Linked DNA regions of Homo sapiens: region 1 is linked to region 2. Evidence: chromatin contacts called from ENCODE POLR2A ChIA-PET data. All regions are on one chromosome and are shown on one strand. The core of a region is the stretch at or near the end of the contact, and the rest is flanking DNA. Distances in the headings are between cores, read along the strand shown. Region 1 overlaps MLXIP (MLX interacting protein). Region 2 overlaps TMEM120B (transmembrane protein 120B).

Evidence for each region. ChIA-PET counts read pairs that join two places held with the same protein, here RNA polymerase II (POLR2A).
Region 1: POLR2A ChIA-PET joins it to region 2 with 12 read pairs in activated T-cell. The contact joins two enhancer-like sites. POLR2A ChIA-PET finds 5 or more read pairs at or near these places in 2 of 52 experiments (activated T-cell and naive thymus-derived CD4-positive, alpha-beta T cell).

What each region holds. Positions count from the first base shown.
Region 1 is chr12:122,139,601-122,146,188 of GRCh38, reverse strand. It overlaps MLXIP (MLX interacting protein), which reads right to left. Exons shown (of 17, transcript NM_014938.6): 16 at 5,106-5,235; 17 at 1-4,498. The coding sequence ends at 4,377. Among named protein-coding and RNA genes, the nearest start is that of IL31, 31 kb to the left of the region's middle. RefSeq lists a silencer at 3,500-3,700. Within about 2 kb of position 3,793, at least 2 of the 41 ENCODE cell types and tissues checked have a DNase peak (open chromatin) inside an H3K27ac peak, as active enhancers do.
Region 2 is chr12:121,760,679-121,767,152 of GRCh38, reverse strand. It overlaps TMEM120B (transmembrane protein 120B), which reads right to left. Exons shown (of 12, transcript NM_001080825.2): 6 at 5,415-5,504. Among named protein-coding and RNA genes, the nearest start is that of RHOF, 30 kb to the left of the region's middle. RefSeq lists an enhancer at 161-664. Within about 2 kb of position 4,617, at least 2 of the 41 ENCODE cell types and tissues checked have a DNase peak (open chromatin) inside an H3K27ac peak, as active enhancers do.

The DNA.
Region 1 (6,588 bases), core at 2,544-5,043, 380 kb before region 2:
CACACACCACATCCCCGTGCATCTTTGGCACTCTGGCTGGCCACTGCTGCACACGCTGCCTGCCCGGATCAGTGCTGTCCAGCCCTCCTTTCCCTTCCCCAAGGAAACGCTGGGCCAAGCTGAGCTCCAAAACAGGTGGGTTCCTCTGGGGCCGGGGAGCAGGTGTTGAGGGAAAGGCCACTTTCCCACCAGAGGGAAAAGAGAGAGGCTCAACTCACACCCAGGCTGCCTGCTAGGAGGCCTCAGGCGGGCGAGGCAGCGGCCAGGCGACAAGGGAAAGGGACAGCTGAGGGCGAACGGGGGTGATGAGACGGGCCCTCCAAGCCTTCCCACGTCAGAGCCAGGGTAAGGAAAAGAGCTGGACCAAAGCAAGGTCCATCTGCCAGTGCATAACCAGGCCCACAGCACCCCAAATCCCCCACACACAGGGGTCCACTGGCCCGGGACAGGCCCAGCTCCACACCCATGAGTTCTGAGAGCCTAACGTACTGTCCAGCAGACAGCGAGACCTCACCATCTTGAAAACCTGAACCTGCCACCTCAGGTTCACCCGGGGGCCAGCTAGGGCCTTGGAGGAAGGGGCCTCGCCAGTTCTCAGCTGCAGCTCCCCTCTATGAGAGAGACCCTTACCTGCACCCCAGCTGCCGGCAGGGCCAGTCATGGCTGTGCACGGAGATGAGGTGGGTGTGTAAGCCCCCCAACGTCAGCAACAGACAGAGGTGCTGCCTGCCACTGTGCTACTTTATCTGGGCAGGGACTGGGGGTGCCATGCCCTCTAAGAATCCAAATTTACATCCTCTTAGCCAGAGCAGAGAAACCTTAGGATTGACTTCTAGAAAAGGGAGTGTGGTCAGGGCCCATGGGCGGGAAATGGGAGGGCTGGCTGACGGCTGACCCCACTCCCCTGGCTGACAGCTCCGGGACCATGCGCAGCACTGGGGGGGTCTGCTGCTTTCCAGCCCCTTCCCCTCAACCAGACCCAATGCTGTCATCAGCACCAATGGCCAGCGCTGCTATTGCTTCCTGCGGTAAAATCCTTCAAAGTAGAGATGTCCTAAGAAGGCAGCTAGCCAGCCCGCCCAGGGTGCCGGATGCTGCGTGGCCTGCTGGCCGACTCCAAGAAAAGCCCTCAGTGGCGCCTGCCCCGCTCTGGGGTCTCCCACCCACCATGGAAGGCAGCAGTGCAGTGCAGGGGCTGACAGCACAGGGCAATTTATCAGAAACCCGCCCAGGGATTTATACGCCAGCAGGCCTTCTGGTTTTTCTTTTTGGATTTTCTATTTTTTTCTTCTTTTTTTTTTTGAGATAGGGTTTTGCTCTGTCACCCAGGCTGGAGTGCAGTGGTACAATCTCAGCTCACTGCAACCTCCGCCTCCCAGGTTCAAGTGATTCTCCTGACTCAGCCTCCCGAGTAGCTGGGATTACAGGCGTGTACCACCACACGTGGCTAATGTTTTGTATTTTTAGTATAGACAGGGTTTCACCATGTTGGTCAGGCTGGTTGTGAACTCCTGACTGCAGGTGATCCACCCGCCTTGGCCTACCAAAGTGCTGGGATTACAGGCGTGAGCCACCACAGTCTGCCTCTATTTTCTTTTATTTAGAGGCAGGGTTTCACTCTGTCATCCAGGCTGGAGTACAGTGTGGCATGATCATAGCTCACTGCAACTTCTAGGCTCAAGCAATCCTCCAGCCTCAGGCCCAAGTAGCTGGGACCACAGGCACTCACTGCTACACACGGCTAAATTTTTTTTTTTTTTTTTTTTTTTTGTAGAGACAGGGTCTTGTTATGTTGCCAGGGTTGGTCTCCAACTCCTGAGCTCAAGTGATCCTTCAGCTTCAGCCTCCCAAAGTGCTAGGATCACAGGCAGGAGCCACCGTGCCCAGCCAAGATTGATTTTCTTACTCTCCAAAGCGTCAGCATTTTGAAGTTTCTTTTATGAAAGTGGGGGCAAGAATCAGGGTGAAAATGAGTGTAAACAAAGCCCATCCTGTGGTCAGCACCCACTGGAGGTGGCCAGCAGAGTGGCCTCAGATGTTCCTGCACCTGGCCCAGGAGCCCAGGACAGAGGTCAAATCTAGGCCCCTTGGTCTGGCTGGATTCATCAGGCAAGATTCGAAAACAAGAAAACCTCTAGAACAAGAAACAATCATGTCTGCAGCAGATACGGCACTGTGGCCCTATGGCCATGGCAATCGTGAGCACCAAGAGAATGAGTTACAGAAATATCTCCAATACAAAGACATGCATCTCCTGGACAGTGGACAGTCGCTGGGACACACACACACACTTCAAGGCTCACACAACCTAACAGCCTTAAATATCTGAAGAAACAGAATCACGACATTAAGTCAGCAGAGGGAGAGGTAGGCTGAAGCAGCAGGAGGCCAATTTTATATCCCACAGATTTTTTTAAAAATGACTCCCCAGCAAGGGGTGGGGAGAAAGCCACTGATTTAGGAGAGTTCTTGGCTCAGCCAACCACTGCGGTTATCTACACGTTTTACAAAGGCACAGAAGTAGAGAGGGGCTGCACTCACGACCCTCCCCAGGGCCCGCACAGCCAGACACGGTGGGTTCTTCCTTTTTCCCTTCTGGCCTTGGTGGAATTCCTACCACGGTGGCCTCTGCCTTTGGGACAATGCCTTCATGCTCATCCCCGGGTCAAGGATGGAGTCTGTTACCATTTTCCAGGGGAAATTCCAAGGACCAGCCCCGCCTCATTACGTTCACCCCACAGGAAGGTGATCTGGAAAGCCTGTAAACACGTACTCTGGGTGGCTGAGTGGTGTCACCAAGCTGCTTTTGTGCAGGGCTGAAGCACAGACAAGAGGGCAGGCAGCTGGCCGGAGGCCTGAAGTGGGGAGAGATCCCCGCAGGCCTGCAGGAGCCAGGGAGAACCTCCAACTGGATCTAAACTGTGGGACAGCCCAGGCGTGCCCCTCTTCACATGGCTCCCAGGCTCCCTCAAAGCCCTTCCCAGGCCCTGCAGGAAGAGAGGGAGGGTGAGGAGAGGCAGGGAGGGCAGAGGTCGCCTGAAAGCCTGGGCTCCGAACTCCTCAGCAGAGCTTTAAAGTGCATTCTTTCCACGAGGAGGTACCCTCGGCCGGGCTTCCTGAGTGCTGGAGAGAGTGCTTGCCCCTGCAGCTCCCTGCAGAGGTAGCCAGAGAAGAGCAAGGACTGAGGCTGGGCCAAACTCTCACTGCAGGCTCAGAATGGCCCCCAGCCCAGCCACACCTCCACCCAGCCCAGATCTGGGTAGATTCTTTGCTGTCTGATCTGAGAGATGCCTAGAAACAGCTCTGAGGGCTGACCACCACAGAGTGCTGCCTGCCAACATTGTTTCCTTCTCCAAACACAAGACGGGACAGACTTTTGAGTGTGGGGGCATCTTTGGTCCGAGAACTGTCCTGGTTTGGGGCTCCCAGCTGAAAGACATCAGACAAGATGACAAGGCTGACAGCAGGACGTGGAGTCTGATCTTTCAGACACTAGAACTTCAGGGTTCTAAGCTCCCACAGGACATGCTTGATCTGTCAACAGCTGCAGCTGGAGCCAAGTGGAGAAGAACGGCAGAAGGGCCACAGCGGTGAGGTGACATCCGAGAAGGCCCTGGGCTGAGTCCCCATGGATCCTGCAATGTCAGGTGGAGCTAAAAGGGGACAGATGAAACATGCCCAGCAGGGCCTCTCAGCCAGAGCAGCCACCGTGCATCACACGCTTCCATTCTGGTCCTGTGTGTTCCACATCCACCGTTTCTGCACACATGTGTCCTGGAGGACCTCTGAAGAAGGCACTTCCCCCTGGCAGCCTGCCATGCATAAGCCTGAATAGAAGCCCAAGTCCATCCACAAGGGCTGGGTGCTGTCAGAGTTGAGGGGAGAAAGAAAGACGCCTTCCAACTGCCCCACGGGCAGACCAGAGAGTGGAGCAGGGCATCAGGCAGAGGCATGCATGTGGACAGGACGTGGCAGGAGGGACAAGGCTGGGCCTCAGGACAGGAGCAGGCCCTGTCACCCTCATCCCATCGATTCCGCTCACCGGCGCCAGGCCCGGCAGGCCACCAGCAGGGCAGGACCAGCACGGCCAGCACTTCCCTTTTGTGTGGGCTGCCCCGAGGGCAGAGGAGGTTGGTGACTGAGGTCACTGAGTGAGAGAGTTCACAGCAAGGGGTTCCCAAAGGCGGGCTATTGCTGTCAGCAGGCCCCAAACCTGCTTCAGACCTGAGCATGGCCTCCCGATGCCACGGTGGGCCGGCAGAGTTGGAGAGAGGCCCCGAGGCTGAGCGTCAGGAAGGGCTGGGGGGCGCAGCCTACTCTCCATGGGCAGGGAAGGGTCTCCTGGCATCTCATGCGGCCACATGCCAGCTAAGCAGCTAGGACTCTCCCAATCTCTTGCCAATCCTGGTGACAGCCTTGGACGCCTGCTCTGGCAGCTGTGCCGGGTCTGTGAGGATGGAGGTGGAGGTGCTCAGCTGCCGCAGCGTGCTCAATACCACTGCAAGACAGAAAGGGTCAGACACAGGCAGTGACACAGACCCACCACACACCGCACACTCGGCTTTGTACCTACAACCCATGTGGGAATGCTCAGGCACGGGGCGAGCAGCAGCCATGCTGGACTGCAGGGAGGAGTGCCAGGGGCCGACACCGAGACCTGGGCACTCACCCCTCTGCCTCCAGAAGCCTCCCCAAATCCAGGAGCTGCCGTAGGTGGAGCATCCTATGCTGTTCCTGGTGCCATGGGGCTGCCAGCTGTTCTGATATTAAGCTTCTATAACCTTAACATATGGGATAATCTTTGCTTGTTGTTATAAGAATTAAACAAGAAAACACACCTGAAGGCACCTGATACAGGGCCTGGCAAATAGTTGGCACTAGATCCATGCAAGCTGGGTCTGAACAAGCTGGGAGACACAAAAGGGCAGGAGCCTCCTGCCCCCACTGGGCGCTCCTGACTGAGGACCTCCTGGACAGCACTGTGCCCCTGCCCCGGCCCCACCTGGCTGCCTGCAGTGGAGTCTGGCTAATACTGTCCTCAGCCTGGGGCTGTCCTCCCTCCAGGACTAGCATGAAGCCCCCCACCCTGGCACTGCCCCACTCACTCGGCCTGAGGATGGGCAGGGAGCAGTGCTGGTCCAGCCAGGAGAGCGCCGTCCGGTGCAGCTCCTCCAGGCTGCTGGTGGACACCATGCCCTTGAACGACTCAAACAGCGGCTTGATGATGATGCTGAACTGCAGTGTGTGGTTAAAGAAAAGGCAAGCACGGAGAGGGGCTGGGGACTGCAGACCCGAAGGTGGTTGGACTGGCGTACTCCTTTCCCCTGGGGCTGGAAAGTATCTGCCCACAGAGAATGGATCACTGGGGAAAAGAGGGAGAGATCTCTAGGCAAGGTGTGTCTTCCACTTCATGAAAACACTCTGCTCTAACTGTACCTGGACAACAGGGCCGCTCAAGCACCGAGCAGGCAGGGGACAGGGACACAGAAGGTCTCTAGTCTGGAACAGGTCCTAGCACAAACATGCGATCAAAATCGTTCTTACATACAGTGCCAGGAACATCAAAGGCACAGAGCAGGTGGAAAGGCAGAAGCCAGCCGGGCGCGGTGGCTCACGTCTATAATCCCAGCACTTTGGGGGGCTGAGGTGGGTGAATCACTTGAGGTCAGGAGTTTGAGACCAGCCTGGCCAACATGGTGAAACCCCATCTCTACTAATACAAAAATTAGCTGGGCGTGGTGGTGGGTGCCTATAATCCCAGCTACTTGGGAGGCTGAGGCAGGAGAATCGCTTGAACCCGGGAGGCGGAGGCTGCAGTGAGCCGAGATTGCACCACTGCACTCCAGCCTGGGTGACAGAGCAAGACTCTGTTCTCAAAATAAATAAATAAATAAATAAAGGCAGGAGCCATCTGCCTGAAAGTGGCGTTTGCCTTCTGTGTTAAATGCAAAAGTGCATGCCAGTCTCCTAGACCATCTTAGTGAAGGCCTGAGGCATGTTTCCCCTCGGACTTTGATCAGGACGGCACTCACAGTTCCTCCACCTCGGCCTGATGATGGGGAGTATGCCATTTCATCAAAGAAGCTCTGATTCATTCCAGACGCCACCCAGCTCTATTAATGACAGGGATCAGGACCAGGGCAGGCAGTAAAACAGCAACACAGAGGAATCAGAGCTGGTGCCTGTCATCTCTTCAATTAAAAACTGCCTCTTATGGCCGGGCACGGTGGCTCACGCCTGTAATCCCAGCACTTTGGGAGGCCAAGGCAGGGGGATCACCTGAGGTCAGGAGTTTGGGGCCAGCCTGGCCAAAATGGTGAAACCCCATCTCCATTAAAAATACAAAAATTAGCCGGGCGTGGTGGCATGAGCCTGTAGTTCCAGCCACTCAGGAGGCTGAGGCAGGAGGAACACTTGAGTCTGGGAAGGTGGAGGCTGCAGTGAACTGTGATTGTACCACTGCACTCCAGCCTGGGTGACAGAGTGAGACCCTGTCTCAGGGGGAAAAAAGAAACAAACAAAAACACTCTGTCCCTTCCAGCACACACAGGTGCTGCGCCCTGCCCTGCCCGATAGCTGCAGCTGGGA
Region 2 (6,474 bases), core at 3,368-5,867:
TTGCAGGAGCTCACGGCCTTTTTTTATTTTATGAGCTCCAGGAGGAGCAGGTGCATCAATGGCCAGACGTAGGGACAGCATGTCCCAATATCTGGAAATTGCAAGGGTAGACTTCTCCCTTCAGGACACATTAACATGGCTGTGAGTGTGCAGGAGATATGTGCACCAGCCACTGTGAACCCCAGGCCACTCCTGGCTCTGTGCCTTGGGCCATCTAGACAGTGGGGAATGGCTTCTCCACTGAGGATCCCTCCTAGAAAAGCCAGTTGGAGGCAGGCACCCTAGGCTGGCTCCCTAGAAAACCAAACATGATCACCGAGTCATTACTCATTCTGGCCCAGAACTAACTGTAATAGACATCGGCTGTTTTGCCCAGTTGCTGATCACAGCCCATCCTCATTGGGTGGCCTCTGCTTTGCCCCTGTGGGGAACCACCTCACCCCCACACTCAGTCTGGGTGGCTGGGATAGACCACAGTCTTATACCCAAGCACATGACCCCCAGCCAACCAATCAGGACCCTCTGCAGTCCTCTGGCAACAGTGACTGGCTCTCAGAGATCAGTAGGTCACCCAAGCCTGGCCAATCAGAAGTCTGTGTCAAGATTCCAACTGGGGTGGAGGGAGGTCTGTCAGCCCAGGGGTTACTGCTGGTGGGAGGCCTGCCTGGGGGCCGCTGGGGGCCATCGCAGGGGAAAACAGAACAGGGAGCTGGAGCCGGGCCATGAACACCTCCTGAGCCCTCCTGACCTCCTTGAATGGAAATTCCCAGTTACATGGGCCCATAAGACCCCTTCAGGTTTAGTCCCTATGGGATGGTTTTCCATCATTTTCAAGTTTACAAGAGCTGACTTGCTTATTATGCTGAGCTGATGAGTGGCATCTCACTTGGCAGGCACCAGACACAAACCGAGGGTGGCTTCATATCTCGATGAGGAAGTCCCCACCCCTACCTGCTCCCCTGACCACACCTCCTGTCCCAATTCAAATCTCAGGTGCAGCCAGAACTGGACAAAAGCGCCTCCATCAGACAAAACAGGGCAGCAGGCCCCCAGGAGGCCCGTAGGGTTCAGCGACGCCGTCTCTAGAATGCCGTGATGGCCCCAGGACCCTTCCTCACGCAGAACTTGGGTTTGGGTCACTTCGGCAAAGACTGTGGGGTGTTGACGGCGCGCACCAGCCCCGAGTGAGTGGATGCTTCAGGGATGAGAAACTAGAGTTCATCCCAGTCTCACCTCCCACCGCCTCCACACAGGCTCTCCTGCAAGGGCTTCTGAGCTACTCCCTGGTAAAGAACCAAGCAGGAGGGGAGGCCTCCAAGGCATCTCCCTTGCCTGCCCCCAGGATCAATCAGCCCTGAGGAGGAGCTGGAGGAGGGCGGAGGCTAAATCTCCAACAGATGTGGAAGATGAGTCACAAGTATGAGTCACTCGGATTTAGCCCACCTGCCTTGCTCCCTCCCCGACAAGCTGGCCCCAGCTCCTGTAGTCCTTCTATTAGGTTGGTGCAAAAAATGACTGCAAAACACAAATACTTTTAGACTAACCTAAATAGAAGATAATGCATCTATTTGGGCCCAGAGGCCCCATTCCAGACTCCACTTGCCCATTCAAACCCCTGCCTCAGACCACCAAGGGGAGACAGGCCTGGAGGAATGGTTCCATTGCAACCTCAAATTCCTTGAACCATATATGCCATAAAAGGTCCTTAGTAAAAAAAACTCGGGGCTGGGCACAGTGGCTCATGCCTCTAATCCCAGCACTTCAGAAGGCCGAGGTGAGCAGATCACCTGAGGTCAGGAGTTCAAGATCAGCCTGGCCAGCACGGTGAAACCCCATCTCTACTAAAAATACAAAAATTAGCTAGGCATGGTGGTGTGCACCTCTAATCCCAGCTACTTGGGAGGCTGAGGCAGGAGAATTGCTTGAACCCAGGAGGCGGAGGCTGCAGTGAGCCGAGAACACACCACTGCACTCCAGCCTAAGTGACAGAGCACGACTCTGTCTCAAAAAAAAAAAAAAAAAAGAAAGAAAAGAAAGAAAAGAAAAAAACCTCTGTGGGTGCTCCCAGGAGGCAGAGTGTAAGTTATCTTGGAGTCCTTAGTTCAGTGTTTGGTACTTAGGAGACACTCAATAAATGTCTGATGAATGGCAGATGGAGGGTAGAGCAGACTCACACGAAGCTTTGAATTGCAAGCTCAGGGACAACCATCCCTGCTCTCCTGTCAGAGAGTGAACTCCAGGAACTCTGAACAGCTCCTGCTAAACTGTTAGGCAAGGGAGGCTGGCTTTGGAAGTCCATTTTTGCCCTGTTAGCAGCCCTCTCTGTTTTGCTGGAGAGTCCCACACTTGCAGAGACCTCCACTCAGTGCTGCTCCCATCTCTCTGGTCGCCCCCCATCCACAGCGTCACATTAGAATAAAAAGCTGCCCAGAGTAACTCTTACTAAAGTGTTAATGATTGCTAGAGGCATCACATGCCCCAGAGCACTTTTTTTTTTTTGAGTCAGGGTCTCACTTGCCTAGGCTGGAGTGCAGTGGCCTCAACCTCCTGGGCTCATACAATCCTCCCACCTCAGCCTCCTGAGTAGCTAGGACTACAGGTGTACACCACCATGCCTGGCTAATTTTTTTTTAGACCGAGTTTCACTCTTGTTGCCCAGGCTGGAGTGCAGTGGCATGATCTCGGCTCACCACAACCTCAGCCTCCCGGGTTCAAGCAATTCTCCTGCCTCAGCCTTCCTGAGTAGCTGGGATTACAGGCATGCACCACCACGCCCGGCTAATTTTGTATTTTTAGGAGAGATGGGGTTTCCCCATGTTGGTCAGGCTGGTCTCAAACTCCTGACCTCAGGTGATCCACCGCCTTGGCCTCCCAAAGTGCTGGGATTACAGGCATGAGCCACCGCACCTGGCCCATGCCTGGTTAATTTTTTAATTAGCTGGGACTACAGGCACACACCACCATGCCCAGCTAATTTTTTTTTTTTTTTTTTGGTAAAGATGAAATCTTATTTTGTTGCCCAGGCTGGTCTTGAACTCCTGGGCTCCAGTGATCTGCCCACCTCTGCCTCCCAAAATGCTGGGATTACAGGCGTGAGCCACCATGCCTGGCCTACACACTGATGTTTTCTAAATGGCTGTGTGCAGCTACAAGGTTGCATTCGTGAAACTTCCTGTTGCCCTCAGGAGGCCAGGCAGGAGGGGGGCTCTCCTTACCTCCAGGCTCTACGTTCAGTGTAGGGCAGGGACCTGCCATACGAAACCACAAGGCAAACAAGTGGGAAGGTGGCACATTAGGCGGTGGGGGCTGCGCAGCTCCTGGGTGTTCCTCACTAGTTCCCAGGAGGAAGGAGGAAGCAGGAGCTTGTTACTTTTTGTTTCAGGAAAGAACAGGAACCGGAATGGCACGTTGGCAGGGCGCGGTGGCTCACACCTGTAATCCCAACACTTTGGGAGGCCAAGGAGGGCAGATCACTTGAGGTCAAGAGTTTGAGACCAGCCTGGCCAACATGATGAAACCCAGTCTCTACTAAAAATACAAAAATTAGCTGGGCGTGGTGGCACGCACCTGTGATCCTAGCTACTCGGGAGGCTGAGACAGAAGAATCGCTTCAACTGGGAGGCAGAGGTTGCAGTGAGCTGAGATGGTGCCACTGCACTCCAGTCTAGGCCACAGAACAAGACTCCATCTCGGCCAGGTGCAGTGGCTCACGCCTGTAATCCCAGCACTTTGGGAGGCTGAGGTGGGCGGATCACGAGGTCAGGAGATCGAGACCATCCTGGCTAACACAGTGAAACCCCATCTCTACTAAAAATACAAAAAATTAGCCGGGTGTGGTGGCGGGCGCCTGTAGTCCCAGCTACTCAAGAGGCTGAGGCAGGAGAATGGCGTGAACCCGGGAGGCGGAGGTTGCAGTGAGCCGAGATTGCGCCACTGCACTCCAGCCTGGGCGACAGAGCAAGACTTCGTCTCAAAAAAAAAAAAAAAAAAAAAAAGGCATGCCGAGGTTCCAATGGCCACCCCCAAAAGGAATTAGACCTTTGGAAAATAGGTCCTCCAGGTGGCAAGTCATGGGTTTTAACTGGGTCTCAAGACTCAGCTTAGAGGCAGGCAGGGCAGGAAAGAGACTGAGAGAAAACAACAGGGCTTCTCGCACTCAGAGCCCTTCAGAGATGGGGGCCAAGGGAACCCCCAGTCTTGCCTGGACTCACTCAGCACCACTGTGACACACCCACTCCCCCGTGGGACTCTGAAACAGTCCAAAGAGGATACATGGCTTGCCCAGGGTCACAGGGCTGCTCAGTGACTGCACTGGGACCGGAACCCAGGAGTCCACACTCCTAGCCCGGCCTCTGTCCTCCCCAGCATCATCTCTCTGGTGGGGCAGGTTTGGCCTAATATCCTCTTCACCTGTCCACTCTCCCCTCTATCTCCCCGTAGAAGACCACCCACCCACTCTTGTCACCAAAACCCGTCCATCCTCCTAGTAACGGTCTCCCAGTTTTCCTCTGAGGAACCATTCCTCTCCTGACACTCAGCTTCTCCGCTCCCAGTGACGGCTATCAGGGTGGGTGTGAGGCTCCAGCCTGGCCAGTCACAGCACTGCAATCCCTGGCAACAGTGACTGGTTCAGGGATAGGTACATGATCCATTCTGCACCTGGACATAGCCAGTGCGACCCAGTGAGAGTCTTGGAAGAGAGGAATGTGCTCCGTTTGCTGGGAATGCTATAAATAGTGACATGAGCCTGGAGTTGCTGGGTGCCCCAATAGCAGCCTGAGATAAACACAACACAGAAGGCAGAAGTGAGAGACGGAGAGCACTTGGATCAAGACTTAACTGAAGGCAGAACAATGGGTCACCTCTTTTTTTTTTTTTTTTGAGACAGAGTCCTGCATTGTCCCTGGGCTGGAGTGCAATGGTGCGATCTCAGCTCACTGCAACCTCTGCCTCCTGGGTTCACGCTATTCTGCCTCAGCCTTCTGAGTAGCTGGGACCACACCCGGCTAATTTTTTGTATTTTTAGTAGAGACAGGGTTTCACTATGTTGGCCAGACTGGTCTCCATCTCCTGACCTCGTGATCTGCCCCCCTCGGCCTCCCAAAGTGCTGGGATTACAGGCGTGAGCCACCGTGCCATGCCGCTCACTTCTTTTTATGAGAAAATATGTTTCTTATTGTGTTGAGCCAGTCTGAGTTAGGTCTTCTATTGCTCATAAGCAAGAGGCTGATCATAAACAAGAGCTGCCGCATCAACAGCATCAGCTTTCCTCCTTCCTGGATCTGAACAGTCACAGAGCAACCCCCAAGGAGGAGAGGAATGCAGCCTGAGGGTGTCGGCCCCCATCTGACGCCCCTCGTGACATTTCCCTTTAACTCCTCTTGTGCTCCCCACAAAGCCAGGTGCCCAGGTACCTTGAGCCGTTGCTGATGAGAATGCTCTCCCGAATGGTCAGGGTGCAGTAATACCACACCAGCAGGAAGTTGAAGACTTCGTCAGTCACCCTGTGCAAGGAAACAGCCCCCGGGAGGGGTGCGGGCGTGAGAACCAGGCACAGCCATCCCACCCTCACCTCACAGAGCAGCAAACCAGGCTGAGGGCTGCCCACAGCACGCGCTGCCTCTGGAAGCCCTTATGACACCAGGGAGGCAGGGGGAGCTTGGTCTCTTGAGCGTCTTCCCCGGCCCTGCAAATGCCTCTGAACCTCCTCATCTTTCTCCCTGAGTCCCACCTGCGCTTCAAGCTCCAGCTGAGTCTCCCCCTCCTTCCCTGACCACTCAGCCCAGGGCAACCTGTCTGTCTTCTAAACTCTTCCCATGTGATGTGAAATTTCTGGTGGGATGTTAACGGAAGGACTTTAAGAACGGGAGACTTGGCCAGGCGTGGTGGCTCCCGCCTGTAATCCCAGCACTTGGGGAGGCTGAGACAGATGGATCACTTGAGGCCAGGAGTTCGAGACCAGTTTGGCCAATATGGTGAAACTCCATCTCTACTAAAAATACAAAAATTACCAGGGTGTGGTGGCACACACCTGTAGTCCCAGCTGCTTGGGAGGCTGAGGTAGGAGAATTGCTTGAACCCAGGAGGTGGAGGTTGCAGTGAGCTGAGATCGTGCCATTGCACTCCAGCCTGAGCGACAGAGCGAGACTCTGTCCCAAAAAAAAACAAAAGAATGGGAGACTTAATGTTCTATTTAAGGTTGCCTGCAGTGTTAAGATATAAACTCCCTCTGCCCCCTTAAAGCATCTGTAAACTTTGTTACATGTATTTAATACAAAAAATTACCTATGGGCCCTACCGTCTGTGATGTTAGAGAGTTAGAGTAGGTAGCTAATCAGATATAAACAGGGCCCCCTCCAACCAGGAATGTCAGGTGACCATCAGGTAATGGTCAGGTGGTTGTTAACTGTCTCTCTTAAATAATAATTGGCCACACCCAGTGCCAGGGAAAGGCAATCTCCCTATAGATAGGAA